7 separate regions of the Mus musculus genome follow, and regions 1, 2, 3, 4, 5 and 6 are each linked to region 7. The links are chromatin loops, found by intact Hi-C in ENCODE. Cell type or tissue: left cerebral cortex. All regions are shown on one strand. Each heading gives the region's core, and the rest is flanking DNA. Links, peaks and the distances in the headings are about the cores only.

Evidence for each region. A loop is a pair of places that touch in the nucleus more often than their neighbours do. Peaks named below come from ENCODE experiments on the same cell type or tissue, not always from the same donor. Only the 100,000 strongest peaks of a DNase experiment are listed, where the experiment ranks them.
Region 1: a loop joins it to region 7, with 1.9 times the contacts of the local background. A loop is called at or near these places in 6 of 42 quality-filtered maps.
Region 2: it touches region 7 in a loop (2.8-fold over the local background); 7 of 42 quality-filtered maps call a loop at or near these places.
Region 3: it touches region 7 in a loop (5-fold over the local background); 17 of 42 quality-filtered maps call a loop at or near these places.
Region 4: it touches region 7 in a loop (3-fold over the local background); 4 of 42 quality-filtered maps call a loop at or near these places.
Region 5: a loop joins it to region 7, with 6 times the contacts of the local background. A loop is called at or near these places in 10 of 42 quality-filtered maps.
Region 6: it touches region 7 in a loop (2.6-fold over the local background); 16 of 42 quality-filtered maps call a loop at or near these places.

The regions. Positions count from the first base shown.
Region 1 is chr1:164,582,462-164,586,787 of GRCm38, reverse strand. No RefSeq gene overlaps it. Among named protein-coding and RNA genes, the nearest start is that of Gm26685, 81 kb to the right of the region's middle. In left cerebral cortex, for the core only: no CTCF peak of the experiment used is centred there; DNase peaks (open chromatin) are centred at 315 and 2,267; H3K27ac peaks cover 780 bases.
Region 2 is chr1:164,742,855-164,747,180 of GRCm38, reverse strand. No RefSeq gene overlaps it. Among named protein-coding and RNA genes, the nearest start is that of Dpt, 52 kb to the left of the region's middle. In left cerebral cortex, for the core only: a CTCF peak has its summit at 2,046; DNase peaks (open chromatin) are centred at 1,794 and 2,009.
Region 3 is chr1:164,315,030-164,319,355 of GRCm38, reverse strand. The region is part of intron 3 of Nme7 (NME/NM23 family member 7); the gene reads right to left. Among named protein-coding and RNA genes, the nearest start is that of Nme7, 9.5 kb to the right of the region's middle. In left cerebral cortex, for the core only: CTCF peaks have their summits at 2,471 (motif pointing left) and 3,862 (motif pointing right); DNase peaks (open chromatin) are centred at 196, 1,936, 2,468 and 3,869.
Region 4 is chr1:164,587,577-164,591,902 of GRCm38, reverse strand. No RefSeq gene overlaps it. Among named protein-coding and RNA genes, the nearest start is that of Gm26685, 86 kb to the right of the region's middle. In left cerebral cortex, for the core only: no CTCF peak of the experiment used is centred there; DNase peaks (open chromatin) are centred at 1,415, 1,579 and 1,948; H3K27ac peaks cover 1,411 bases.
Region 5 is chr1:165,017,954-165,022,279 of GRCm38, reverse strand. The region is part of intron 5 of Gm51669 (a long non-coding RNA gene); the gene reads left to right. Among named protein-coding and RNA genes, the nearest start is that of Gm51669, 41 kb to the left of the region's middle. In left cerebral cortex, for the core only: no CTCF peak of the experiment used is centred there; DNase peaks (open chromatin) are centred at 912, 1,745, 2,533 and 3,392; H3K27ac peaks cover 1,505 bases.
Region 6 is chr1:164,306,110-164,310,382 of GRCm38, reverse strand. Blzf1 (basic leucine zipper nuclear factor 1) reads left to right here and starts at 2,899. Exons shown (of 7, transcript NM_001160209.1): 1 at 2,899-3,236; 2 at 3,867-3,944. The coding sequence starts at 3,905. It overlaps Nme7 (NME/NM23 family member 7), which reads right to left and starts at 2,711. Exons shown (of 14, transcript NM_138314.4): 1 at 2,629-2,711; 2 at 2,133-2,323. In left cerebral cortex, for the core only: a CTCF peak has its summit at 2,222; DNase peaks (open chromatin) are centred at 2,781 and 3,092; H3K4me3 peaks cover 2,118 bases; H3K27ac peaks cover 1,019 bases.
Region 7 is chr1:164,896,856-164,901,181 of GRCm38, reverse strand. Gm32652 (a long non-coding RNA gene) reads left to right here and starts at 1,526. Exons shown (of 5, transcript XR_865700.2): 1 at 1,526-1,783. In left cerebral cortex, for the core only: a CTCF peak has its summit at 2,275; DNase peaks (open chromatin) are centred at 1,377, 1,975, 2,215 and 3,215; H3K4me3 peaks cover 992 bases; H3K27ac peaks cover 1,695 bases.

The DNA.
Region 1 (4,326 bases), core at 157-4,156, 310 kb after region 7:
TCCACATTGCCCAATGACATGCTGTGACCTTATGGAAGTGACACTGCAGTGGCCTCTTCTAAGCTGTGACTGCTGAGCTATCAGCAAATGAGAGCAATTGGGGGCGACTTTCTGCTTTTTCGCTGTCACAAATAAGTATACAATGAAGGTTCAAAAAAAGAAGGAACCAAAGAAATGAAATGGGAGCTTGCCATTCAAGCACAGTCTCAATGCACGTCTGCTAGCTTGTCACCCTCCTCCAACTAAATTACTACCCCTGTGTGCCTCCCACACAGAGATAACGGTGTTGCCAACGAGCGTGGGTTAAAATGCAACCCCGGTGAGCTAATCCACTTCAGTGAAATGTGTGTGAGATCTCATGTCGACAGCAGGGCAGAATAAATGCTTTTGCAAGCCTGGAAATAAATTATTGGCTGTCTAAACATCTACCAAATTTAGATGCCAGCGGAACTAAAGACTTCTTCCTCCTTTCTTTTCCTGTTCCTCCTTTCTCTTTTTTCTCTTCCTCTGCCCATGCTGTCTCCTTCCCCCTCATCCCCGCCCCTTGGAACAATCTGAGCTTTTAAAGCACTGCTTGGCCTCATCTTCAGCAACACTCCCTCTTCTCCACTGCAAAGGAAGAGCCACAAAGGTGCAAATGATGCTCTTCCCAGACCACCAGCTCGCTGAGGCCTTTTGTTCCTGAGCTTCATTGATCTGTAAGAGCTGGTGCTCTTCTGGACATCACTGCTTCTGCATTTGAACAACTCCATCCAGGGACTCAGGCCAAGACTGGCTTCGCTTCCAGGTCTGCAGGGCTGTGTGCTTATGATGTGTGAATTCTCACCATAGTCCCTCAACTGACCCCAAGAGAAAGCTACATAAAGTCTTTATTTCATGAGTTTTCATATTCAATAAAAAATCATTTTATCTATTGTCTATCTATATATCTATCATCTATATGTATATAAATGTATTTATTTATGTACTTACATATGTATATATGTATTTATTCTGTATTTCTGTCCATCCAATCATTCTTCTTTCTTTCCTAACCATCTACCCACCCAGCCTTCCATCCATCCATCATCCATCCATCCTTCCACCTACCCACCCACCCATCCATCTGTCCATCCATCCATCCATCCATCTTTATTTCCTATCTATTGATCCACCCATCCATCACTACCCTCAACCATTACCCACCCATTCATCCATGTTCTTCTGGACATCACTGTTTCTGCATCTGAATGACTCCATCCAGGGTCTCAGACCAAGACTGGCTTCTTTTCCTGTCATCTAGGACTTTCTGGTAGCTACCCCCAGTTCCCCATCCCCCACTGATACACACCTCTGTTCAATTTCCTGACCCTCTGTACATCTCTCCCATTTCCTCCCACACCTGATCCTGCCCCCCTTTTCTCCTCCCCTCCTTTGTCCCTCCCACCTCTCTCCTTCCCTCTACTTCCTGAGATTATTTTGTTCCCCCTTCTAAGTAAGACTGAAACATCCACACATCTAACAGCAAAAATAACAGGAAGCAACAATCACTGATCCTTAATATCTCTTAACATCAATGGACTCTTCCTTCCTCCCCATTAGAGAAAAATACCACAAGGTCATTTTTTAGTATACTGTTTCTGTGCTGGAATTGCCATTTCTTCAAGAGTTCCTGATTTCTTTTATTAAAAATTTATATTGATAAATTGATGTCTATGACACTGAAAAGACAGCTCAGCAATTAAGAGTACTGGACTACTCTTCCAAAGGACCCAAGTTCAATTCTTACCACCTGCATGGCAGCTCACAACCATCTGGAACTCCAATCCCAAGATACCCAAAGTTCTTCTGGCCTCCATGTGCACTGCATACACATGGTTCACAGACATACATACAAACAAAACATCGACAAGTACATATTTTTTAAAAAGATAAATTGAGGTCTGCATGCTAGTAGAAATATATGTATATAAATTTATGTATGCAAATAAGCATGTAGATATACACATATTTACATAAACAGGTGTGTAGTCTCAAAATGATGACTCATTAGATGCTGCTAATACAATCCAACCCTTTGAGATTTTTCCTTGCCTACCCCTTTCCATATATGTTCTTTGTCCACAATGAGTTAAGTTAGCACTCAGGAAATGCATAGTGACTCATATTCTTAGTCCTATAATATATCAAAAGTAGATTCAGACTTCTTTGTCCATCCAACTAGAAGAAGGAATTCTACTCAGTTTAGAATCTCTTAGCTTCTCTCCTCTGTTCAAGACTTAGGATATAATGTAAATGCCATGTTCATAATTAGCTGGCTTGCTCATTCTTTCTCTCATTCTTTGTGGTTATACAACTTATCTAAAGTGCCCTAACAGTTTGTTTGCTTCAGCTTACTCTCAGTGGAAAGTCCTTTTCTCTTTCCCATCCTGTTTGCTTCACTATTTCATTTGTTTTGTTTTGTTTTGTTTTTTGTTGGTTGGTTGGTTGATTGGTAGGTTGGTTGGTTGGTTGGTTGGTTGGTTGGTTGGTTGGTTGTTGGTTTTTTTGAGACAGGGATTCTCTGTATAACAGCCCTGGCTGTTCTAGAACTTGCTTTGTAAACCAGGCTGGCCTCGAACTCAGAGATCTGTCAACCTCTGCCTCCCAAGCACTGGGATTAAAGGCATGCGCCACCACTGCCCAGCTTCAACTGTATTTTTTTTAAGGTAGAACATACAAGTTCTTTCAAACAACAAAACTGCACACAATGTTATTCCTAAATACCACCCCTTCCCACATCCACTTTTTTTCCTTTCCAGACCCATCATTTAATGTTTTCTGGTTTATTTATATTTTCTTTTATAAAGAAAAATATGTGCATTTTAAAGAATCCTCTTCTTTCTTACCAGAAGAAAAGATGCTTCATATATTCCTTTGGCTTTGCTTTCTTAATCTTTAACAGTATGATTTGATACATGTTCCACTGTGGTTTGTAAGTACCGTTCTTATTCTTTAATAACTATATAATTTCCCATTACATGAACTATGACATTTTTTGTGTGGAGATTTAACTATATCTGGAATCTGGAATTATATATATGTGTGTGTGTGTGTGTGTGTGTGTGTGTGTGTGTGTGTGTGTGTGTTTGTATGCATATATATATATATATATATATATATATATATATATATATTATAATACATATATATGTACATATATGTATCTATCTGTGATTAATCTTTGGCATTTTTAATGTTAGAGATACATAATTAATATGGAACCTGGGGTAAAAAAGAGTGCTAACATTGTCAAAGTTACCTCCCCAAAACTAGCACTGTTTGACATTTTCCCAACAGTTTATGAAAATACAGTTTTCTATACTAGTAAGAGAGTACATTGCTACTCTCATAAGTGTTAATAGTTAATAGTTAAGATCTGATCCCCCAGTTTCACTGTGTTGTCATGAGTGATATTACACTAGCTGAGACAAGACAGACGGGAAGAAAGTGATGCATGATCTTGTTTATATGTGGAAATGTCTAAAAGGAAAATGCATAAAAACAGGGAGAATGGTGACTGTGAGGGGCAGAGAAGGAGAAATAAGATGTGTCAAAGGATACACATGAGTATTGTTATATTGCAGGGTAACTATGTGATGTAGAACAATAACATACATGTGTTTTGAAAAGAAAATAGTATTTCAGCTATGCATATTGTATAAACATCTCAAGGAAAAAAGATAAAACTTACAAATAGAACAGAAACGCTACCCAAGTAAGCAGAAGTTGCCAAACAAACTAGATAACACCTTGCTGATTCTATCTGAAGTGTAGATCCTGGACCTGCCCATATAAAGAACAATACTTCCTTGAAAGTCTTGCAGACTACTATTTACAATATGCTTTGGTTACTTTTCTGTTGCTATGATGAAATTCCAACTCACAGAAGAAAGAGTTTCTTTAGGCTTATGGGTCCAGAGGAATAGGAATCTGTCGAGACAGGGAGGCAGGACAGCAAGCAGCAGGCATTGATGCTGAGAAGTTCACATCTCAACCTCAAGCATGAAGCAGAAAAGACATACTGGAAGTGAGGTGAGGCCATATGCTTTCTCTATACACCCCCCAGAGACCTGAAACTTGACTTCCATCATGGCTACATCTCCTGAAACTCCCAAAACAACGCCATCTATTGGGATACCAAGTATTCAAACACATGAGCCTATGGGGGACATTTTTTTTCATTTATATCTCCAGAAATCAAATCTATTTGCTGCAAGTGAGGTGTTGACACAATTCCATGTCCAAAGTTGTGACTATGACTTTGTATAGTTCTTTAATAATCTGTTTTAGCCCTGTTGTCTATTT
Region 2 (4,326 bases), core at 171-4,170, 150 kb after region 7:
AGGGACGCCTTCTGTCAGAAATAACCAGCAAGACATTGTCCATGGTGACGTTTACATGCAGCACAGAGAGGACCACAAAAGTTGAAAAGAAATCAGATGAGAAACGTTGCTGCTGGTGATTATTTGGGGTAAGAGATGGCAGATATAATAATAATATAAGGGTAATAATAATGGTATTTACATCAAGATTGTATGTCTAAAAGGATTAAATCTAAATAATAGAAGAAAGAACCATTTCCTAGACTTTCAGTTATACTGTCTTTTGGGTGGTTCACTTCCAGGTGTTATGAGTACTTCCTCTCTGTTGGTCCAAAGCTCCTCTAACCACACTACTTTCTGCCACTAGGAGAGTCAGAATATTTTAATATTAAACTGAGAAAAATTCTTCTTCACTTAAGTTTTCATGGTTACTCTTACAAAAATTTTAGACACATACACACACAAAAATGAGAATGTGTGTATATATATGTATATATATATATAAATAAATATATATATATATATATATATATATATATATATATATATATATATATCCAGAGTGGAAATATTTATATTCTTGTATACCCAGGAGCAGAACTTTTTTTCACATCCTCAGAAATTTAGAAAGTTACTGTCTTATAATAAGTTGTTAATAAAGATTTAAAATACCAAGAAAGAAAGAAAGAAAGAAAGAAAGAAAGAGAGAGAGAGAGAGAGAGAGAGAGAGAGAGAGAGAGAGGGAGGGAGGGAGGGAGGGAGGGGGAGGGAGGGAGGGAGGGAGAGAGAGGGAGGGAGGGAGAGAGGGAGGGAGGGAGGAAGGGAGGAAGGGAGGAAGGAAGGAAGAAAGGAAGGAAGGAAGGAAGGAAGGAAGAAAGAAAGAAAGAAAGAAAGAAAGAAAGAAAGAAAGAAAGAAAGAAAGAAAGAAAGAAAGAAAGAGAGAATCAGAGAGAGAAAACTGGAGAATGCTTTCTAGACATTGTTTCCATTTTCTACTATGTTAGAATCATGCATGAGAGAGTGGTGAGCAGTCAAGGCATATTTTCACTTTACATAGAGAACAGACAGCACAATGACAATACATTAATTAATATCATGATATGTAAAACTTTCAAGGAGAAAATGAGTCAGTTCTGTTAGTGTACAAACATTCACTTCTCCACACTTCACCCTCAATTTCTCCCTTGAATTCTCTTCCCTAAAAATCTATCACTCCAAGAAAACCAGTGCACATGGAAAGTATCTCCTAGGGTGCTTTCATGGTTAACATCATATGGTAATTTCTAGCAAATAAGAGCACATGCATTATAGCCCAAGCCAGGTCTGTCATTCTACTGCTGACATTTTCTTTCTGCATGACCTAGAAGACTCACTGAAACTGTAAAACAAATGTGATGAATTAATTCCTACACAATAAACCAGAGCTTTTCAAAGACAAAACACCACAGTATTTGTGAAAATATCAAATACAAGGCCTATGAAAATATTAACGTTCATTTTTTCCAATATAAATCAACATCTCCTAAAGAGGAGCTGAAGGCTCATAAATAGACTAATGGCCACCATGTGAAATAAGTTTATCAACAGTGTACTGTACTTGGAGTGGAAATGAGATGAACTCCAGAATTTGTGATACTCTTAGAATGGCAGCTGGTGGGAAGGGGAAAAAAAAAGAGAAAGAATTTCAAAAGTTCAAATTTATAGCATGCAACAGATCTGTAGTAAAAATAAAATGTGGAAAAAAAATTGCATCAGTACTAGAAAGGACTGAGTCCAGCTGCTACATGCAGATGGTAACCTATATAAACCATTCTACAAGTGGAGAAGATGTTTGAATTGCCAGTGCTATAGTCACCCATTTCTAGTGAGAGTGGAAGAGTAACTTAGGCCAGGAGAAAAGTTCTACCCTTAAGAAGTTTATTTTATTCCTATTCTTCTCAGTATGATGGGAGTTTGGCTGACTGTACAACCAGTACATAGACCTTAACAACTGCCACTACAGGCAAGAAGGAAATGGAACCATTTCCCCCAGGATTACAATACTGCAAAAGTTAGACCCCTAGTGGATGCTTTAGGCATAGAGCTGTCACAGACTCAAAGTCTTGAATGCCTAGGAGCAAGGATAATATCCCTCCCTCTGGGAACAATAACAACAGGCCACATTCTCTGTATACTAAGAGAGCTTCCATGAAACTGGACAGGGTGTGTGGTTTTTACACAGTTCACTTTTAGAACTCTTTGCAGAACCTATATAAGATATTTCCCCATTTAAAATTCTTCATTAGAGTTAACCAAACTGGAATGTTTCTCAGTTCTCTCCACAAATCCCAGTGACTATCCACTTGCTGTCTGACTCCTGTTGAAACACAATGTTCACCACACAGAAGAACACACGACTTGGAAAGAACTTAAAGTTTATTCATTTATTCCTTGGCATGCTCTATGTTTAGTGTGCCAACTACCGCTCTATGCATTCTGTATATATTAGCTCATTTAATTATTCATCATTTAATTATCCCAGTGACATTCACTGAATTCATACCATGCTTTTACAGTATGTCAGACCTTATGCTTGCTGTAAACTAAACCTGCAAGGAACCCACAGTAAATCAGGTGGTCACCGAACAAAGTGTTTTGTCATTACCTGTTTTAAAGGCAGAGATCAAGTATGCAGAGGGAAATACCTAATCAGGGCAGAAGAATAAAATCCAGGAAGTTGGGGAGCACTGGCCATATCAAAGAGAGCCAACTGACAATGTCACCTGAAGCCTCAAAAATGAGCCAGAAAAGAGAAACGAGGCTGCTATGTCATGAAGACACTTCAACTGCAAGGGAGAGCAAAACACAAAGGCATAGTAGAAGTCATAGCCACATTGCATAATAAAAGGAAGAAGGTTGAGGCAGTGTAAGAGACAAGATGAAGATGTAGCCAGGGTGAAATGAAGTCTTTGACCTGTGTAGACAATGAAAAATCACTAAGGGATTTTAGCTAAGGGAAAATTTGGCTTATAATTCTATATTTTGTCTAGTTTAGATCGTCTAGAAGTAATGAAAATGGTGCATGATGCACAAGCAGTCAAGACACTTCTATCTTTAGAACTGAGAAGCGTAGCATAGTGTGTTCACCTTGCACCTTGTGCAACCAATGAGAGTTCTGTAATGTGCCCTAAGTACTGAATCCACTCTATGGAGAAATTCTTAATAGATTGACCTTCGTTTAACATTAAAATTTTCCTTTTTACCATTTATTTTCGAGGGAGTCATGGTTAGAGCTATCTCTTGTAAGAAAGTAAAGGAATTGGAGGAAAAACCAAACTTCCTTTTCTAGCCTCGTTCTGGCCACTGGACACAGCCCCGTCTGGGACTCATGGGCAAGCTCTGAGTTCCTTGACTATAAACGAAATTGATTGGAATAGAAGGCGCTTGAGTTTTGCTTGACTATGAAGGTTCCATGAAGCAACGTCTATTCTTGTGAACATTATTTTTAGTCTTCAAAGGAAACCGGAGACACATACAGAAGTATCATAGTAGAGCTTCTCTCAGTGTTTGTGAATTGTCAAGCAATATGAATATGTATGATAATTAAGTTCCACAGATCTGCAACATGACTACTGTAGATTTAAACACACATACGGTTCTCATACTAAATAGTACATAGTACATTTTGGTATATGCCAGAATACTAAACTAAGCAGAAGACAACTTTTGTGCCAACGTAGTAGTTAAGTTTAGTTTTCTTAACTTTAAAAGAAAGTTTGAACTTTTTTATTTTTTTCTTAAATAATTCTGATTGAATCTGCATTGTTTTTTTAAAGAAAATGAGAACTGGATAGAGGCTTTGCCAAGACAACAATTTTGAAAAATAACTAAAATTAGCATTTAAACTGTCAATAACATTTGCAGACACATTCTATTAAGGTTGAACGTATGTGGTCATTGCTAAAATGTCACTGTGTTCCAATCTATCTGATGTTATTATTATAAGTTTCATTGTAGGCCCTAGAGGTAGATAGAATGCACTGTGCTTTGCTGAAAACCAGTCACAACACAGGGACTTGCTTACACCAATAAATGATCCTTTTCTACACCGAAGTGCTAATAAGACCTAAGTCACGTGACACTGACTACTGTTTCTGTTTAAGAAACTACAGAAATGGACCTAAGCCACAGCAGCAGCGGTCGCCATCTTGGTCCGGGACCCGCCGAACTTAGGAAATTAGTCTGAACAGGTGAGAGGGTGCGCCAGAGAACCTGACAGCCTCTGGAACAGGCAGAAGCACAGAGGGGCTGAGGCAGCACCCTGTGTGGGCCGGGGACAGCCGGCCACCTTCCGGACCGGAGGACAGG
Region 3 (4,326 bases), core at 69-4,068, 580 kb after region 7:
TCTGGGCTCTGAACTCCGTTCCACTCATCATGAAACCTAGCTATCCCTGGGCTGCATCACACTGTCTAAAACAGAAACTTTACACCTTTTTCATTCAGGAAAGGCAAATCTTCCAATTTCATACTTTTAAGCAATTATCTTGGCTGGGACTCAGGAGATAGCTCAGTTTGTAAAACACTTAACATGCAAGCATGAAAAGCTAAGTCTGGTGCCTAGCACACATGGAAAAGAACCGGGTATGGCGGCACATACCTGTAATTCTAGCACACGGGAGGTGGAGATGGGCAGCCAGATCTCTGAGGCTTGCTAGCCAACCAACCCAGCCTTTCAGTGAATTCCAGGTTCAGTGAAAGACACGAACTCAGAAGGTAAGATGGGAAATAAATAGGCAGACACCCAGTGTTGACCTCTGGCCTCTTCGCTTCCACTCATGCACACACATACACACCGCCTCGGCTAACTTCAGTACTTCATGTTACCATCTCAAAGGCAGAATGGGCTTGTCAGTTTCTGCAAAATTAGCCTCTGGGAGTTTACCAGGGATTGTGTTCAGTCTATTTACCCCATTGGAAAATCAAGTCTTCTAGTACACGAGTATGAAGTGTCTCCATTCAAGCAAAGCCTGTGAGATCTGTCTGTCTGCGATGGCCTCCCATGACGCTCACTCTTGCGGACTTTGCCCTAGGCACATAATCCTTTGTATGCACCCAAGAGCCTTCCCACCGCTGCTCCTACCTACTTCCTGGGATGTTTCCCTCCAATATCTCATGGCTCACTCCTTCTCCTCCCCAACCCTGCTCCACTTTCATCTTCTTCTCTATGAGAGAGACCTTGGCCACCTCCTTGAAGTTCTATCCACCACCAGGAGGGCTCACTGCTCACAACAGCCAGCCATTCTCCCTGTAGCACTTACTGTCTTCATGCAACAGACGTTGACTGCAGAGTTCCTTCCCCTGCTAAAATGTCTGTTTGGCTCAAGACTGCATCTGAAAGGACTACATGTATAATGTATGTATAGTATAGTATATTGCAGTATGTAGAAAATGCAACACAATACTTTTTGAGTAAATATATGAAGAACTTTGAAAAGCAGTATGTATCCACCGGTAGGCACAAAGGGAAAGGTAGGCATTCTTAAAAGTTGAATTTATTTCTTTCATTTGCTTAATAAAAAATTAATGACTTCTCTTTGTCAGACACTACAACAGTCACTTAGAATATTCAAAATGGACAGAGCTCTATTAATATAGACCATACCTATTCATTTCCTATCTCTCTTCATACTTTGCATAGAATGTAAAAACAAACAATACAATACTTGTCATGATAAATGCTCTAAGGAAAGGGAATAAGTATACGTGATAAATTTTAGGTAAAAGAGGTAAGGAACCGGCCTCCAACTAGGAGAGACAGTTAAGGTCTCCCTCTAAGACAATACCAGGACAAGGAGAAGCCAGTCATGTAGAGACCTAGGAGAAAAATATTCCAGGGAGATAAAAAGTATAGAGTTATGATGGGGAAGATGGAGTTCAAGAAACAAAAAGGCACCACAACCTGAAGCTGGCGTAGGAAGCTGGTGTAGGAAGCTGGCGTAGGAGGCGTGGATACACTGGGAAGGGCTCCTGTCTCCACTGTGGTGCTTAAACTGACCTCCGCACTTTTAGCAAGTTCAACCCTTCCTAGACTACTCTATTCATTTTTCTCTCTAGGAGTTGACAGCATAGATAAGCAGTGTCACTGACAAACGGGGCTAACGTCTGTGCACATAGAGAAGGCTGTGCTCGTCTCAGAGCACTGTTTCCATTGGCTAGGAAATGTGTGCCACACGAGGGCACCTGTAGCTCATCCCGAACCCTGCCCAGCCCACTGCAAGAATGAGCACAGCAAGACCCAGCCTTAGGTGCCAAATGCTGCAGAAGCCAAACACACATGTGGACTGGCATGCGCTGCAACAATCACCACGGGGCATTAGCTGCAAGTCACTCCCGACTCTGTTTGCATTTTTGTCAGGAGTGAAGGGTGTTTGAATATTCGTGACTGGAGAAGATGGTGTGTTGATGGTAAGCAGACAGGGACTGAGAGGCTATGAACACAGACATCCTTCTATAGTGAGAAAAGCCTGTGTATGCCAGCATGTGTTAATACCACGATTGCCAGAGCCTACCTGAAGACATACGTATTAGGACAGAGTTTTCTTTCATGCATTTGCCTAGATAGCCTCACACAACTCAGATATTATTTAATGTTGAATCCTTACATTTTTGGTAAGACAAACAGCATTTTCAGGTTTAATCCAACAGAAGAATTCATCGTTCACATTTTTTTAATCTTTCACTTTATGAGACATAATCAGTGGTTCTGTGCATTCCTGACTTCAACAAAGGTGGCATCTGAGTGGCTCATCAATATGAACACCAATGAAATTCAGAGGCACTGAAAAGGATGCCATCCAGTGATGGAGGAGCGCCACCTAGTGTTCACTGTGGTTACAACATGTCACCAAAGCTGAGTCACACAACCAGTTCACCAATTTAATCCTGCGATTATGAGCTAAATCATAGCAAACTTGTAAAGGGTCTAGTCAAGCAGCACCAGGTGAGTCATAAATTTTTGTAAATAATGGTATGTTTCACTCTGTCTTCTATGAACTGAAGGTTTAAAAACAAAGCTAACATGTCATTCTCTGTACAGCTACAAGAAAGCTGCAGAGTCATTCGCTAGAATTCAATAAAAGAAAACGTTAAACACCTTCACCCTACCTATGGCACTTTAGAAATTAAACAGAGCTGTAACTTAAAAAAATTAAAGTAAAAACCTCAACCTGGGCTACACTAGAGCTGCACCATCGCCTTGAGTGTTCATAAAATCAGGACATCACTACTCAAAGAGCTGCAGCCAGCTAAGTACTCAGCAGCGGGCAGACAGGAACTCCGAGGAGCACCGGGCTTCCCTCCCGTTCCAATTCCTAAGAGAAAGAGGCTGTCTTCTGGTTCTACTACAGCATCTTCATGCCAGGTCAGGCCAACAATGTCTGACCCCTCACATTACAAAGTGACTGACTTTTTTGGTCATCTCCCCAGGTTATTCTCAAGCAAGTTTGAAGCCTTGGTTTTTAGCCACTAATAAATTAATTATCAGGCTCAACCTCTACCGTCATGGAGGGTGAATAACAGATGACTCTCCTCACCTGCCCCCTCACACCTAAATCTATTATATGAGAGGAAAACAACTTAAAAATAAAGGTTCTATTAGCTACCTCAAGAATAACTTTCTTGTGGTATAAAGATTTAGTGAGAGAGAGAGAGAGAGAGAGAGAGAGAGAGAGAGAGAAAGAGAGTGTGTGTGTGTGTGTGTGTGTGTGTGTGTGTGTGTAAAATTAGTTTTCAGCTTTTAACTCCTTCCCTTCATTGAGAAGCCAGAACCAATTCAGTACGGGGTCAGCTGGGTAGACACAGGAAGTGTACACAGCCAGTGGATGACAAACAGCAAGCACGCCGCCCTGAGGCACGTCGCCTCAAAGCGTGTCTCAGCTTGCTTATCTTTAAATTTGGGGACTAGACTAGACTAGATTCGGAGATCATGAACATGTTTTTTAAAAATATCAGTCAAGTATATGAATTAGTTTCCACTAGAACCAACACACACACACACACACACACACACACACACACACACATACCACCACCACCACCATCACCACCATAACAGCAGAAGTAAAAAGCAACCTCTATGAAATGATTATTATCCTCAATATGTCCACGTATCACTACACTTTTGAGACTGTATTTCGCTTTATTTTATATATGTGGATGTTTTGCCGACATGATGTCTCTGCTGCACATGCAGTGCCTGTGGAGACCAGCAGGGGGTGTCAGATCCCACAGAGCTGGAATCAGAGATGGTTGTCAGCTGTCACGTGGGGCTAGCAAATTAACCCATGTCACCCGGAAGGGCAGCCAGTGCTCTTAACCGGCAGCCATCTATCCGGTGGTCCCCTGCTTACTGTTTTATGGGCCTACTGCTATTCACAATTTAGAGCATTAGGTGACTCTACTACGCATTAGGTGACAATCTCAGTGTCAGAATCATCGGAATTAGGAAAACCGGAAATCCCCTCCACTCCTAAAGCGTCACAATGCCACGCCACACTGGTCTAAGTTCTCCAGGTCCAGCTCCTCTTCACACCGACTACCACCCCGTTCCTCACTACGGTTTCTGTCTGACTGACCTGGCTGTACCCTGAGCTCTAACTCAACCTTCCTGATGCCACAACCCTTCTATACAGTTCCTCATGTTGTGCTGATCCCCAACCATAAAAGTATTTTC
Region 4 (4,326 bases), core at 253-4,252, 310 kb after region 7:
GGTCAGGAAACAATACAAATTTATTATCTCAGTTTTGAAGGTCAGCGATCTGGGGCAGGTGGCAGCGGGATGAAATCGAATGTTGGAGAGATTAATTTCTTTCTAGAAACTCCACAAAAGAGCACTCCCTTGCATTTCCAGGTCTTAGTTGGAACCCATGCTCCTTGGCTCATAGACTCTTGCTCCACCATCAAATCCCACACTGACATGCGAGTTCTTCCCACTCTGCATCACTCTGTCTCCCTTCCTCCTTGTTTAAAGAACCTTGTGACTTTGTTGGAGCCCCTCAGATAATTCATGGCAATCTCTCTATTTTAAATTTAGTAATCTAACAAAGGTAACTGTATTTTCAACATTAGCTACTCTTACCTTTGCAATACAACATCTCCCAGCTTGTGAACATGGCAGGGAGGCTATTTCTCTACCTCATTTTATTCCTAAGAGTATTTCCAAAGTTCAGTCAGACAGACTGAAAAGTCTTCAACTGCTAAAACAGCCTGTGAGAATCATCTGATTTTGGTCAGGTTGAAAGAAGTGAAGTGGGGGGAGGGGATGTCCCTTGACAATAAAGCTTCATTTTAAAGGGGCATAAAATTTGAAATCAAATGACCATATGATTAAATCCCTAGCTTTTGTAACCTATGAGTTTTGTAGCATTGATAAACTAACCTCAATTTCTCCAAATCTCCATTCCCTCAGCACTAATTTGAGTATATTTATTGTGCAGTCTTTCTCAATGCTGAAGTAAAATAATTGCAGTAGAAGGCCTGGCTCATAGGTTCTCTATAGATGCTAATTTCCTTCCTCCACAAAATATACTAGTTTCTGCCTCCCATTGGGGAGGCCATTGAACCTCACAGCCACTTGCATTGATACCTCACCAATCAGTCAACATGCACTGAGAACTTATGTCATACATGGGAAGCTAGAGAATCTGAGGATGACATTCAACACACAGTGTCGACCTAGTTAGGGAATCTATGTGTGAATGCACAAAAGGTTAGGTCACAGTAGCAGATGGTTGTCACCACCACAATCATAAAGCTCCCGCTAACGAACTGCCTTGTGTTTCATACTGGTTGCGTTTGAGAGGTGAAGATTCTACACTAGACCAATATGAGATGATACCACGACAGGCAGCAGGCGGATTTATGAGGGCTTGGAAAGAGGAGCTGTGGTTAGGAAACCTGTGAGATACAGGGAGGTGTTCTCACTGAGCAAATCCCTTGGATTCTCTCCTCAGCGACCTTCAAAGGTCTTGTTTACTTGCTGGGAAGCGTCTAGTCTGAGACAGGGTAAGTAAGACACAAAAATACCATCCCTAAACACTGCCATCTCCCACCTCCTCCCTCTGACAGCCTACCCTCCTTGCCAAGTCCCTCCCTCCTCCCTCCCCTATCTCAACATGATACAAAACAGCCTTTCTTCTTTCTGGGATTAGTTAGAAGCAATGCCCTATAATTATAGCCATCTTATCTCCTTTGAATTCACCAAAAATTACCCCTTTCCTTTAGATCAGCACCATCGCCACATGATAGATGCTATTGGTAAGCTTTGTGCAATGGTGAAATGTTGTTTTCTTAAAGTGACATCTGCTCCAATAGACTAATGTTCCGATCTGACTGACTCATTTGGTGGGAACATGTCCACATGCCAATGTGAATAGGCGGATGGGGAGGGACACAGGATGAGTGAAGCATCTGGCAGAATATTTTTTAGGATTTTAGATTTAAAAAAATAAGACTGTTCAATTTCCTATGGAAGACCAGTACGCAGTTGTCACAGCAGGAATAATACTCAGCCATACGATGATGTCTGAAGTGTACCACGTCTCAGGGTTGGAGAAATGCCCTGCTTCCCAAAAGCACTTTGACTCACCGAGGGGTCCTCATCTGTGGTCCCTTGTCCTCCCTGACCTACATCACCTCAGTTATCTCTACCTGTGCTCTTCTCCAGACCTGGGATCCATATTGGAATTCATGTCCATGGAAGTCTGCAGCCCTGCAGTGATAAGTGTTACTTTCTTTATGATGTCACCTCTAGATAAAGCTGAGCTCTGACTTCTCACAGCTTGGGTGTTTAATACAAGAAAATGATTTCAGATAGTGAAAGACGCAAACCCAAGAGCATGGTAAAGCAACTTAGGAACCAACGAACATTCAAGGAGTTGGTACCACCTATGGACTAAAAAGACAAAAAAGGCAGAGTCCCTAGAACCTATAGGGCATTGAGGGTTGGGTCACACACATAATACAGCTACCACTACAGTCATAGCACGAAGCAAAAGCAGATGGGAGAAAATATCCCAGCTTCACCCTTCCTCTAGCCTGCTATCTTACACTGGGGTGAATCCTTGAAAACATGCAAGCAAAGGGACCTAGAAGAAATAGCCTACAGGACTCTGCTATATGATAGAGAAACAAAATAAATAGGAATAGATCTAAAGCCAAGGATGTTGAAGGCCAACAGCATCCCTGAGTTGTGGATACACATTTTCTATGGCTGTGACCACACTGTCTCATCATTACTTGTGGTGTGGGTGAGAAATGTCCCCCATAGGCTGTGTAATTGAATACTTCATCTTCAGTTGGTAGCTGTTTAGAAAAGTTATGGAACTTTAAGAAGGCAGAGCTTTGCTGGGGGAAGTAAACACATAAATGGGAACTGCCTCTGAGTTTTTACAGCCTGGACGTCTGCTCTTTCTCTCTCTGTCTGTCTCTGTCTCTCTCTCCCCCATCTCTGTTTCTCTCTGTGTTTCTCTGTCTTTCTCTGTTTCTCTCCCTCTGTCTCTCTCCCCCCTTGTGTGCAGATGAAATGTGACTCAACAGTATTGAGTACTGTATTATGTGTATGTACCTCAACAGGTACATTGGTGTAAAGGTATCTCTGCACTGTCAATTGTTGATTGCTGTACTAGCCCAGAGCTAGCAGAATCTTGGCATTGTTGTTATTGATGTTCCTATGGCTCATAACCAGCCTCATGGTTTGTAAACTCTCTTCCTCTCTCAACTGTTGATTGCCTTAAGAAAACTCTGTCAGCCAATAGCTAGGCAGGAAAGGGAAGGCAGGACTTCCATTCTGAGCGAGGATCTCTGGGAGATGATCTCTAGGAGATGGAGGGGGTTGGGCATCCTGGCACTGAGAGAGAGATTCAAGGGTTAGACTCTGATGGCGTTTCCCCAAATATCTCACTAAAATTACAATGTCAAAATACTACCAAAAGCCATGCTTCTGTGCTAGGAAAGGTAGCACTGTCCATCTGATGAGTCCAGGAGTATAATCTCCCACTGGTGTCAGAATGAACATTTTATTTGTACTTCTGGGAAGAACCCATAAGAAAGAAAAAAAGACCACAATAGAGAGTCGGGGAACATGGGAGGCATTAAGGACGGGTCAGCAGGAAGGGGCTGGAGGGAGGGGAGGGAGGGGGAAAGTAATGTACTTCTATTTCAATTAAAATCATATTTCAAAATGTTGAGAAAAAAAACTAATTGTGCGCTAGGATAATAAGATTCAGTTAGATGAGCTAGCTAGGAGGTAGCCCAAGCTAAACGCCTAAACTCTTATAAATATTATAAGTTTCTACATCGTTACTTAACCACTGGCAGGTCCAGAAAGTCCTGTTATATGTGACCACAGTATTTCCTGTCTTCTGGGCAGGCTTCTGACTCCTGATGTCCCACCTTTACTGAATAACGGGTTGTCTGGAACTTTAAACCAAAATAAAGCCTTTCTTTAACTTATTTTTGACAGGGTATTTTATTACAGCAACGTAACTAGTACTCACTAGTGTAAGTGTGTTTCATATTTCTTTCCTTCCTTCCAGCTGGGTGGAATACGGATGTGATGGTGACACAACCATCCTGAGCCACAAAATTCAAGGTGTTCTTTGAGGACAAATAACAAAATAGAGGGAACCAGAGTTCCCAATGACCGTGCGGCTGTCAATGTCACATACCTGGGCATCAAAGGGAAATGAACTTATCGATGACCAACCCATTCCCATTATTCCTTTGAGAGTTTTTTTTTACACGAACCCCTTTTTCATGAATCTTGGTACCTCAAGGTCACCAGAGTCTCTCATTCCTTTATTCAATCACATGGGAACAAGAACAGATTGCGCGGCAGCGCCTTGCCTCAGGAGACATTTTTTTGAGCTTATGAAACTCCAGCACCCCAATATACCTCTTGTGGAATGGAATTAATTTTTCTTTTATTTCTGCATTCAGAAATAGTTTTTTTTTTCTGAATAATAAACACCCGTTGGTGCTTGTTAACTCTGTTTAACATTAACACTATGGAATGAGGAAACAATTGTGATTGGCT
Region 5 (4,326 bases), core at 211-4,210, 120 kb before region 7:
TCCTCACTGTGGAAATCCAGGCATCTTGCCATTCTGTCTGGGCCCTGAGCAGGAATAGCTTACTTCCATGATTATGCCTGTCTAGGCGTACAGTAGTTAGCAATGTATCTAAACCAGTTATACACAGAATTAATTAGTAACAGCTTAATTTGGCCATGACTAACTCTCCTTGTTGTGTTTGGTGTGGGCATATTATTTTTTGTTCCTCAAAATAGAAGGAATAGCAAAATTAAATTGGGATTCTTAAGATTTTAAAAGCCATCTAAATAGTGTTCCCAATTCGCAGAAAGATTAATATTAAAAATGTAATTTTTTCAAGCTGGATTTTTGGACCTTATTGGGAATATTTCCACACAGAAATGGTGATTTTACTAATAATTAGGTACTCAGCTGAAGGATAACTCAAACTATAACTAAAACAAGGTGCGTTTGAAATAGTTTATGATCACAAGGGTATCAGACCAGAGACTAAACAAAAGAAGACAGAAAGAAATTAAATTAAATCATGCTTATTTTGAGTAGAAGTCTTTGAGGAACAACGCTTTTAATTAAAAAGGGATAAGAGACACATAAAAACTCGGAAGAAGGTTTCTCAGCAGTTTTGAGGATTGAGGAAATGTTTGTTGCATGCCAGCCTTAGACCTGTGGGCTTGAGAACAGCAGGGCCAAAGCTGAATTCCTGAAAAAAAAAATCAGAGCAATAAATTAACATTTAAACACAATAGTTAAAGTAGCTGACTTCTAAGGAGTTTGCCAACCCATAAGGCTCCTTAAGGAAAGCAGGCTGAGAGCAACGTGGAAACGGACAGGGACGAACTCAGGGGAGCATTGGGAAATTTTAAGCGGAGCAGCAGGCGAGGGAGTAAAGTGGGGGAGAGAGAGGAAGTACTATGTGAGTCAGTGAGGTAGGACGGCATTGCAAAGGACTCTGGGGTTTATTTTTAGTATGGTTTCTCTGCAAGTGAAAGTTTGCCTCCCCCAGTCCCCCAGGGCATTGAAACAGTTGGGCACAGAAGGGGAAGATAGTAAAAGATGGATGGAAGAAAGTGGTAGGGCTTAAATCTTAACTGTCTGGCTCACACTGGCTCCTATCTTGGGCATTTGTTCACAGCTGGTGGCTTTTTGCGGTGTGGGGCACTGGAGACTTTAGGAGGTGGGGCCCACAGGCAGAATGTGGCACTAAAGATGGTTTTTGGTGAGTATAGACAGCCTGGCTTCACTTTCTTTGCCTACCACAGTGGGAACCGCGGCTGTTTCTCGTTTCTGTCACTGTGGATGGAGCAGTTCCATGATGCCTGCCTCCCTGTCATCATGGACTCCAACATTCTGCAACTGTGAACCAAAATAAGCATTCCTAGGGCCCAGCAAAATGGCTCAGTGGGTAAAGACACCTGTCCCACAAGCCTAGTACCTTGGTTCAATCTTTGGAACAACTTCAAGATAATAGGAGAGAGCCGACTCTATAAAGTTGTCTTCTGACATCCAATCATATTACCACCAACAGTAACAAAAATAGTAACAATGATGATAATAGACCTTTCCTTTTCTCTTAGACTGTTTTATTAGGGATTTGACACAGAGATTGGTCTCCAAAGACTCTGTAGACCCTGTCAAATTGCTGGGATCAGCATTAACCATAAGGCTAAATACTTTTTCTAGTTCCACCCACTTAGCTGTAAATTTCACAACTTTACTTTTCTTTATGGCTGAGTAAAATCCCAATGTGTAAATGTCTTACATTCTCATTATCTGCTCATCAGTTGATGGACATGGGGGCTGTTTCCATTACTAGGCTGTTATTAACAGTGCAGTACTACATGGGGCTGTACACATATTTCTGCGGCAGGTTATATAGTCCTTTAGGGGTATGTCCAGGGGTGGCTTTGCTGGTTCATATGGTAATTATATCTTTAGGGTTTTGAGAAACTCCATTACTGATATCTCCAGAGGCTGTACCAGTTTACAGACCCACCAACAGTGAGTAGGGCTCCTTGGGGAAGCATTTTTGTTACAACCGTGAGGATCAAGAGGTGGAAGGGTAACCATAGCTTTCTTTCCATGTTCATGGGTTTTGAATGAAGTAGATGGGAAATATTTTTAGAATCATGTCCGGGCAGAACACATTAAGACCCCCTTCCTTGTCATTGTTTCCTATGCAGGCAATGTATCAATTTTTACATGACATTTGCATTGGGTTAGATATTAACTTAGTATTTAAAACATACAAAAGGATGAGAATAGCTCATATGCAAATATTAGGTGATTTTACATAGGGTACTTGTACATGGTGCTCATAAGAGAACGGAGGGTCTTGGTATTAATTTTCTGTGAATTGGGAGATCGGTCTGTAGTAAAGGTAGGAGAGATGCATCCGGTATTTTTCTTGTTGCTATGACAGAAGACAGAACAGCTGAGAAAGCAACTTAAAAGAAGAAAGATTTGCTTTGGCTCATGATTTAAGAGGGTGTGTGGTCCATTATGATGAGAAATGATGGTGATGCGAGTGTGCAGCAGCTCATTATGTTGTACTCACAGTCAAGAAGCAGAGAGAGGAAGGCAGTGTCCCCCTGCCCCCATGCATTTGGGTGGCCCATGGGTCGCTGCTACCCATATCTTCCCTTCCCAGTTAAACCTCTTTGGAAGATCCTTCACAGACACACTCAGAGAGACGTCTCCTAGGTGATTCTATATTTAGTTAGGTTAGCAATGAGGATGGGCCCTCATGTGTTTAGATAATTTTCAGCACTGATTGCTAGATTCTCTCATGGCAGCTCAGTTACTGTCCAAGCAAAGCTAGGGTCAGAAAGGGACAAAGAAAGACTGAACATGTCCTTAGACTATGAAAATCTAGTTATGCTTCAGGATGGATTTTTTTTTTTTACTTGATGAAATAATGAAAAATAAAGTTCCCCAAACAGTAAAAGCTGTGGGAAAAGACGGTCTCCACGTAAGTTATGTTGGTGATTCTGCCCACTGTTTGTTATCTTTTTATAGGAACGGAGTGAGAGCTTGTAGCATGTAGTTTCTACTACCCTGCTTTAAGCTCCAGGCAGACTGTGCTACCAGCCACTGCCCTGGTTCCGAGGGACCTGCAGATGAAAGACACACAGAGCTCATTTTGAACCTGCCTTATGGCTTAGCGGCTGGGCTCTTCTAAGGCTCCCGCAGCCAGCGTGCTTTTACCTTCACTCATTGCTCAACACTGTAAATCTGCCCTTAGCTTGGTTGCGTTTCTAATCTCCCGCCTGGGGAAGCAGCCAATGACTACTCCACCGGACATCTCATGTGGCCGATGACTCTCTCTCCCTCTGAAACAAGGTGAATTCCCTTTCCAATCTTGCATCTCCTAGCCTGCCTGCGGGAACCTCGAAGTTCCGCCTCCTCTGCCCAGCCATTGGTTGCTGGTATCTCTATTGATCGATCGAGAACCAATTGAAGAACAGGACCTTCAGCATTCACACAGGAATTCCCAATCAAAGCATCAGAACCGCCCCCTACAGAGCTAAGGCCTCACGTCTCCTGGGTGAAATGTCTGTATTCTGAGGCAGTTATCATCAGAATAAGAAGAAAGAGGCCCACAAGTGTGTGCGCCTCTGCGGAGACTCTTGTTCCCTCTTCCCCAAATACACCGTTTCTATAATATACGATATTATATATAATACTATACTTCTAGATAATACTAAATACTATAGTATTGTATAATTCAATAATACTAAGTATAAATTGCTTGATAATAGTATATACTCTAATACTAAAGCCACCACGTCCTACTTTGATCCAGTTGATATGAGTTAGCACAGAGTTCTAGGATCCCTGGGTCACCCCTCAGCCTTAGACTCAATCCCTATAAGGATCTTTCTAGAGATCATCAACCCACCCTGAAGGCATAACTCTCCATTTTTATATACCTGCACAATACCACTCCCAATGAATACTTGTTCCATGCAGACTGGGACTTTCTGCTTTGCTCACCTCTGTATCCTCAAGACCGTATAATGACAAATACGGTTGATAAATACCTGTTCAAAGCTTAAACCCTGTTCACTGGGAAGAGCAAGGTTTGATTGGGGTGGGTCTTTGTATGAAAACCAGCATGTATGATGTCCCACAGCTGCTATAAACAAGAAGGCGAAGGATGCCCCTCTGAGCCTCTCGTGACGTCAGGCCTTCTGGAGTTATTTCAGCAATTGTTAAATGACACGGTCCACATGATAAACGGCAGGGCTTTCAGTAATGCTTAGCCATATTTGCCATTTGGCTTCCAGGTTTTCATCAGAGAGTACTTGCCGGACTATAATAGGGTTACCATGGTAACTGTGCAGCCTG
Region 6 (4,273 bases), core at 274-4,273, 590 kb after region 7:
CAGAAGAAAAAAATTGGTACTGCTAGATCAAATTAATATGGCTGAAGTTTCAAGGTAGAATCAAGAGGAAACAATTTAAATGATGAAATAGATAAAACATATGAGACACACATACACATATGCTAATACATCAAAAAATAAAATCTAAAATTCTTGCCAAGCGCCATATACTCCAGTATCTTGGGTCTGTGCCCACCTTCTCCAGTCCTCTGTTCCTCCAGAGCCTCTAATACACCTCTGCACTCACCTTGCCTCGAGGAATCCAGAGCCACCTGAGATCTTTTCTATTACTAAAATCTCAGTTTGAAAACCACATCTTGTGATGACCTTGACTGCATGTCAAACTATTTATTCTCTCTCTCTCTCTCTCTCTCTCTCTCTCTCTCTCTCTCTCTCTCTCCCCCCCCCCCCTCTCTCTCTCTCTCTCTCTCTCTCTCTCTCCCATGTGTGTGTGTGTGTGTGTGTGTGTGTGTGTGTGTGTGTGTAGGTGTGTAGACAGGGTCTCACTACACAACTCTGGCTTGCCTGGAACTCATTGTGTGTATATACACGTGTGTTGGGGCACACAAAAACGTGTATGCATATGCATGTAGAAGATAGAGGATATCCTTGGGTGTCATTCCTCATTAATTTTACATTTATGTATCATGAATGCGTGTATCAGAGTACATATATAGAAGTCATAGGACAACTTAGGGGAGTTAGTTCTCTCCTTGTATGATACGGGTCCCTTTGTTACTACTTGTTTGGTTTTTGAGACAGGCCTGGAATGTACTAAATAGGATAGGCTGGCCAACCAGTGATCCACCTGTCTCCATCTCTCCAGTGCTGGGATTACAGGCACATGCCACCATGTCTAGCTTTTGTTTTGAGTGCATTTGGGGGACTGAATATAGGTCCTCACGCTTGCAAGACAAGTGCTTCACCAACGGAGCCACCCCCAATGCTGGTTATATACTTATGTCAGTGAACAACCTCCATCCTCCACAGACACTATCACCCTATCGGCCTTTGCCACATACATCTGTCTGCCTGTGCCCAGACTGCACACGGAGGGAAGGACATCTAGCTTCCCCTCCTTTCAAAACATTTTGCTGCTTCTCAGAAAGGACTGACAGCAAATGGAGGGGAGGGGGAACCCTGAGATTTTTAATTAACTGTTTTTAGGCCTCCCCCACCCCACCCCACCCCACCCCCAGCCCCAGTTTTTCTACCAAACAGTAAGAGGACTGTCTCTAAGGTAAGCCTGCATGCCCGGAGAATTCCACTCTTCATGCTCAAGGACCAAGTTTTGATTTTGATGAATCATGAGTCACAGTAAGAAAAGTACTTATATAATAATCAGCTTAGCTGGGCGAGGTGGCGCACGCCTTTGATCCCAGCACTTGGGAGGCAGAGGCAGGCGGATTTCTGAGTTCGAGGCCAGCCTGGTCTACAAAGTGAGTTCCAGGACAGCCAGGGCTATACAGAGAAATCCTGTCTCGAAAAACAAAACAAAACAAAACAAAATCAGCATACACCACACACACACACACACACACACACCAGATCAAATGCTAACTAACTTCATGCCACAAATGGTTACAATAGATGGGAGCAAGAGAAATCAAGAGCAAAACAGATGAACGGTCACTTCCACACTTCCTTCGTTAAAGTAGAAATACGAGGCTACAGAATAGGTAAAATCATTGATTATTTGGAATCCAATACTGAATACATTGCCTCTTAGATTCTGTCAAGTGCCTAGAAAGGAGAAAAGAGGGAGGAAAGAGATTGGGTCTGTGAAGTAAAGGTTTGAAAAGGTCTCTTTGGTACCAAAGGACCAGATTGGTTAACAAAAAGGACTGCTGAACGTCAGTCAATGAGAAAGCCTCATTGTGCAGATGCCTCTTGCTAAGTCACAGCTACACCCACCTGAAGGCAACATTTTGCTCTGTCCCGTCCACCACGCACAAGTGCAGAGATGACTAAAGATGAGTTAACTAGAACTCTGTGCACTAGAGCAATGGGTACATTAAAACCATCTAAAGGCTTATTAAAACGCAAAGTATCAAGCCCCATTCCTATTCAGTCATAATTTATGGTGGTGTTGGTGAATGCTAGAACTCTCCAAGTAATCCTGAAAAACATACCTGCTAAAACACAGTGATCTGGAAAGTATGAAATGAACTAGACGCTGAGCCAGCAGACAGCTATTACTAAGCGGTCCTGGTAGGAGATGCAAGGTAGAACTCCACCGCTTGGGAGAACTGACTCCAGCACTCAGGGAGATTCAGATCCAAGTTAGTGTTGAGACAGCACCACGTCGATAAGGGTCTGCAAGCTTGAAAAACGAAAAAGATAAACAATGCAAGCTTATAAACGGTTTATTCGAAATAATTCTCATCGGGTTTTCTTAGATTCCATATCACCCCCATTTACTTTCTGTTACATTGCTCTAGCTTGAGGTCTTAGTGGCGCTAAAATGGAAATTAGGGTGCTGCAAGAAAAGGGGTGCGCAGAGGCAGAAGGAACTGCTCCTAGCGAGGTAAGAGGTGATGAAAGGCGGGGTGCCCAATCGCCCAAAGACTTGGATGTTCCGTAACCAGGGTCTCGGAGCCTTTCATAGGGCCTCCCTATAACACTTACCATAGTTTGTAGATCTCAGCACAGGAAATAGATTCCTGTACACAGGAAGACTACACCACCACCAATGATCCGGTTACTCTGGCAACGCAAGCCCCGCCTTCCTCCAGCCACTGCTTCGAAGACGCCGCCTCGAAGCTGCTTCGTCTCCATTGGCTGGGAGTAATTAGGCCCCGCCCATTCACTCAAAGATCCACCCTTTGCCTCATCGCCTGGGGCAACGCGACGCCACCTTCTCCGTTCCAACGCGTTCACTTCCGTCTGGCTGGTAGTGACCCGGAAGTTTAAGCGTCCATACCGCTTGCATTATCTATTGGTACTTTTTTTTTAAGTAGATATCTTCCAGTTTTCGCTTTCCGAGCCGATACATAGTAGACCCTGTCTCTCTTCATTTTACACACAGCACGAAGTGTCAGTTGGTCCTTGTCCTTCAGAAGAGCATTCCGGAAATGAAACCCTGTGTAATAGGAAGTGATTAGAGTGAGCGAGGCGCTGCGTGTCAGGGAGGCTTGGGCGGGTTGGCTTCCGAGTGCCAGGGGAGTTTACAAGTCAGCCGGCTGCTGAGCGAGTGAAGAGCCTGAGCGGTGGACATTGAAGTAAGGATATCACAGGTAAGTCCTGGAGCCGGCCCGTGTGCCGGACGCGGTGGGAAGAGGATGGTCTGGGCTGGAGTTCGGCAGCCATTGGTTTGGGATTTAAAGGTTGTTCTGGGAAGAGGCTCCTCCTGACAGGGACAAACTTGGGCTCATACTCCTGGGGAATGAGGCTGACAGGCTTAATTTTTCCACCTCCTCTCCTTTTAAACTCGGCACCCATGCCTCCCCACACCTTCACCCGGTGTTTCTTAGACAAGGACACTTGCTCATCGGCATCGCATGGTCCCAGCGAAGTTTCTGACTTTAAAGTCTCTGTTTGCCATTGGATAGAGTTTCAGGATGCATTCCCAGGGCAAGGATTTGTGATGTTCAGGAAGTTAGACCGGGTACTGAATCGTATACATCTAGGAACAGTCAGCTTTTAGGACGTGTGGTCACCTATTCTACAGTCTAGACTCCAGAGACCACTTAAACCTATGCCTGGGTTTTCATTATTTAACAGGTATACATTACAGCCCGTCAAAAGGAAATAATGAAGAACGTGGGTACTAAAGACAGAAACAATTAAAAAATAACTTTTAAAGTAGATGCATTCTCTGAATATATTGTTATTGCTTTAATTCTTTCGTATGTATACATCTCTAGGTCTTCGGTGAAAGTCTTGGATTGTATTCTCATTAGTTATGGAAAAAATGACTACCCTTAAAAGTTCGGAAAACAAAGGTAAGTGTTTTTGTTTTGATAATAATTGATTTGGTTTTTTGTTTGATTGGTTGCTTTTTTGGTTTGGGGGGGAGGGTTGTGTTTTGGGTTTATTTTGGAGTAGGAGGGCGTTATTTGAGACAGGGTTTCTCTGGGTTGCCTTGGCTGCCCTAGAACTCATTGGCCTTGAACTCAGAGAGCTCCCCCTTGATTATCTAGTAAGGCAGGTAATACAACTGTTCGTTTTATTTTTACTACACTGTAACTATTGTTAGTGAAAACAGATGTTTGTGCTACATGGATCAATGAAAACTATACCTATATTTGATGTCACTTGTCTGCATCCTTTA
Region 7 (4,326 bases), core at 252-4,251:
ACAACCTGGGGATTGTTGGTGATGGTCTATGGCACCGCACATTATTGGAAGTCAATTTTATTTCTTTGCTACAATAAGTAGCAAAGAAGGGATGGAAAACATTCCTCACATTTATAGATCACTTGAGAAGGTTAAGAGCTTGACTAAGGTCCCCAGACAGAAGGACCAGCCTGAAAATAGGACTCAGGTGTCTGACTGTAGGCCAGGGCTCGTTCCATGATGGTGCATCTGGCACTTCTAAGAGACGGCATCTGACGATGCCCAGTAAATGCCACACAGAGGATGGTTGTTGCTATTCTAGGTCCCAGGTGGGGGTAGCGGCAGCCAGGGGCATGTGTGGGGATGCCATCCTGGATTTGGCGTTCTTTTTTATGCCTGTGCCACTCCAACTGGCATAAGCAGGGCATAGCTGAAGATTAAATGTCCTGAACATTATTAGTCCGTTAGATGTCTTGACACCTACTTCTAGAATCCTGCCCTGTTTACTGCTCTCTTTAAGTCCTGCTGGTCAGGTTTCTGAAAGGCTTGCTGGGCATTATCTTTTGTCTTAGCTGTAATTCCTCAGAGAGAAAATACTCTCATATATTTTGGGAAAGAAAAGAAAACCTTTTTTCAATCCAGAGCTCAGGTTTCCAAGAAAAGAAAAAAAAATCCCTTTAGCATCCTATCCCTGACTTGGGTGACCAGCTTGTCTAAGTCTGCCCATGACATTCCAGGCTGAAGGTTCCATGTCCTCCCCTTAATCCAGGGTACACTGGGCAGCCCTGATTTTCTGTATCAGGTCCAAGTTCTCCCTATTTGACCCTGCTGGCGTAGAAAGCTCGGTGATAGCAAACAGCAGTCCTAGTTCTTAGCAGAGGCCTATGGCAATTACAAGTTTTAATCAGTTAATGGTTTATTTACCTATGTTGTCTCTCTCTCTCTCTCTCTCTCTCTCTCTGTGTGTGTGTGTGTGTGTGTGTGTGTGTGTGTGTGTGTGACAGTACAGATGTTGAAGTCAGGGGACAAACTGTGGGAGTCAGTTCTCTCTATGTGGGTCCCAGGAATAGAACTCAGGTCATCAAGCTTTGTGGCAAGCATGTTCACCGTAGAGTAATCTCAGCATTTTTATGCTACTCCCTGCCTAGGCATGATAGTATTGATCAGAGTGAGTTCTTTCCTTCTCCGTAGAGGGGAGGAGTCACACATCTGTGGTTTGATTTACATCTTTTGCTCTGAAGGGCAAGGATGGAGGTGAGAGGCAGAGGATCTTAGGGCCCGAGCTTTTTGGAGTGAGACTCCAAGTTTCTCAGGGGCGGAAGAAAGCAGCTGAGACTGGCTGGAGAAGAGAGAAAATGCATAGTGCCACTTATTTTTGTCAGCGTGAAATTGGGACTGGCCTATTGCCCCCAGAGGAAAACTCTCCGTGTTTCCACTGAACATTCTAGAAAAGCCAGGAGAGAAGGATAGAAAAATTACCTACAAGGTCAGTCAGTAAGTGAAGTGAAGCAATTAAGAGGATCCAGCACAAACCAGTTCGCCCTTTATTTTTCTTGGCAAACTGACTTTGACGCCCTTGGCTGGCTTTAACCCTGCCCATCGCAGCCGGTTAGAGGAAACTGTATTACCAGAGGTCAAAGTCACATACCTTGCCAAGTGTGGCTGTTTTTTTGTTTTTTTTGTTTTTGTTTGTTGTTGTTGTTGTTGTTGTTTTTGTTTTAAAAGAAGAAGAGTTCGCTGTCCATGGTGAGATGTTTTCTGTCCTATCTGGGGGCATTTCCCGGCTCCGGTTTCGCCACTAAGGGTATGACCATTTGACAGTTCCTGGGGGTTGGGGGGTGAGGAGCAATCTAGTAGCGGTTTGGCTTTTACTGTCTCTCAGGGAGTTTGCATCCAGATCCCAGAGAAGGTGAGCTCACTGCTGTGAGTGCCAGGCTTATGTAAACTGCGGCTCAGAGGCTGCGCAGAGCTGCGGGGGTGGCAGCGGCGGCGGCGGCGGCGCAGTGCAGAGCTCCCACCCAGCACAAGGAGCTGCAGGCGCTGCTGCAATGCTGCAGTGCAGAGTCTGGGGGAGCCTGCTGCAGGCGTCCACCAGGACAGTGATGGAGCCCAGAGCCCTAATCCCGCAGTGCCGAGGCATGGGAATGGGGGGTGGGGTAGGTGGGCGACTGCCTTATTGGGGTTTGCTTGACAATGAGTCGGGTGTACAGGATGCGAGATGATTGAGGACTCGCTGAGTTCATTCTGCAGGAGGAACTGGGCTAGGTCCTTCTGGGCGCGCTGCTGCCCTCTAGGGTTTTGAGTATAGCGACAAGAAATAGGACAAGTCCGGATAATAAAGCTTCAGTTGAACAGGGCACCTGAAGCCCTTGAGGGGGAACTGCTTGCGTTTTTCTGTAAATTCGCACACCTATTACCTCTTCCCCTGATTCTGCTTTTCTGTTGGAGAGGATCAATGTGTGGATTATTTCATCTGTTCTCCGCAAATCTGATGATGTTCTCAGTAGGGCAAAGGCTATCTATCCATACACCTCAGTATTTATCCAAATCAATATAGTTACGTTTTCTCTCTCTCTCTCTCTCTCTCTCTCTCTCTCTCTCTCTCTCTCTCTCTCTCTCTCTCATAGCCCTGGCCTCCTTGGTATTGGGCAAGGGGCTTGATTTACCACCCACTGCCTAGCCTGCCAAATGACCTTTATCTTTTTCTGGCACTTTCTTTTAAGAAAATGGAGCTGAAGTCGCTATAGCAAATAGCTACTCATATAGCAGCTGCCAATAGTAAGTGGAAATTCTATGCTGAAACACAATTTTCAACAAGGTAAAATCATGACTCACATACAAATACAACATGACTACATGACAGAGATTTTACATAACCCATTAAATAATTAGAGAATAAGTAGGAGGCCAAATGAGTTCAAATTCAAAGCAGAATTATGAGATTGCACACACACACACACACACACACACACACACACACTACTCTATAGTGGAATAAAACACAATGTTTGAGATTGCATTTTTTTATTTTCACAAGGTAAAAATCAAATCTGTACCAGACAAAGAGACAGACAAACACCATTTGTTTTGTCATTATTTTATTTTTATTTTTTTAAAGACAGGATTTCTCTGTAGCTCTGGCTGTCTTAGAACTCATGCTGGCTTCGGACTCAGAGATGCACTGACTTGCCTCTGATTCCTGACTGCCTTAGACCCCTGAGTCATCCTAACGTATCTAACATATTCAGTCTCCATCATGAAGATACTGAGCTGTACTCATGCCAATGTATTCTCTCCATCTTGTATTTATATTCACATCTTCTGTCTCTGTCATGGATCGGCAGAAAATTGTGACTTTGCATTCTGCTTTGACCATAGTTATGACTGCTGAGAATTAGACCAATTAAGACCCTTAGGGATGGGTTTTCTCCTAGCTTTAAGAAAAACCAAGCCATAGCCAACCGAGAGTGTCACTTACAGACTCATGGGCATGATAGCATTGTGAGCAAACTTCCTTGTTTTGAGATAAGGCAGGCTAGTATCTCAGTCACCACTGGGAAGGCTGGAGGGGAGGGGTGGGAGAGGGCAGGCTGGAGGGGAGGGGTGGGGGAGGGCAGGCGGGCTCCTGGGTTCCAGCACTGGGAGGTGTGATGAGACATAAAAGAAAACACAGTGGGATAAATCAGATATGATTTATGCATGGACAGGCAAGGAGATCTCTTTTCCCTGCTTGGGTCACACAATTAAATCTAATTAATGGAAACTGGTCATAGAGGGAGTTCAGAGCCTATTTTCGGTTGTCATTATCCTAACACAGCAATCAAAATGCAGATGAGCTATCTCTGTCTCACCCCAGGAGAGAAGCAGGCTTCTTGCTAATGAAGGGAAAATTGTAAATGAATGCTTATCAGGCCTTCCCTGTCCACGGTGGCTTCTTGGGGGTGGCAGTACTGGTAGAGAGGGCTGACAGACATTTTGCGTTCTGAAAGGGAACCTTCTTCCAAGAGAGTTCTAATGCTGCCCTAATGCTGTCTTCTCATGCTGCTGGGAGAGAGGCAGGGGGCAGAGGACACTTTCTCTAGCCGTTGGCCCTAACTTGGGCAAAGATAAAGAGCTAAGTGGCTTTTTTCAGAGTGGACGGCGGGAGGGGCAAGGGGGTAGGGTGGGGGAAGGAGTTGTGTTCTTGAACCAGAAAGTGCGCTTCGGGGCATACAGTTTGGCAGCCCTAGCGATCCATTCTCATTCTGACCTTCAGCCTCAATAATTAGAGCCATCTTATCTAACTAAACAAGAAAGATCTGGGGCAGTGTGGGATGGAATTAGAAATAACTCACTAGGAGATCCAAA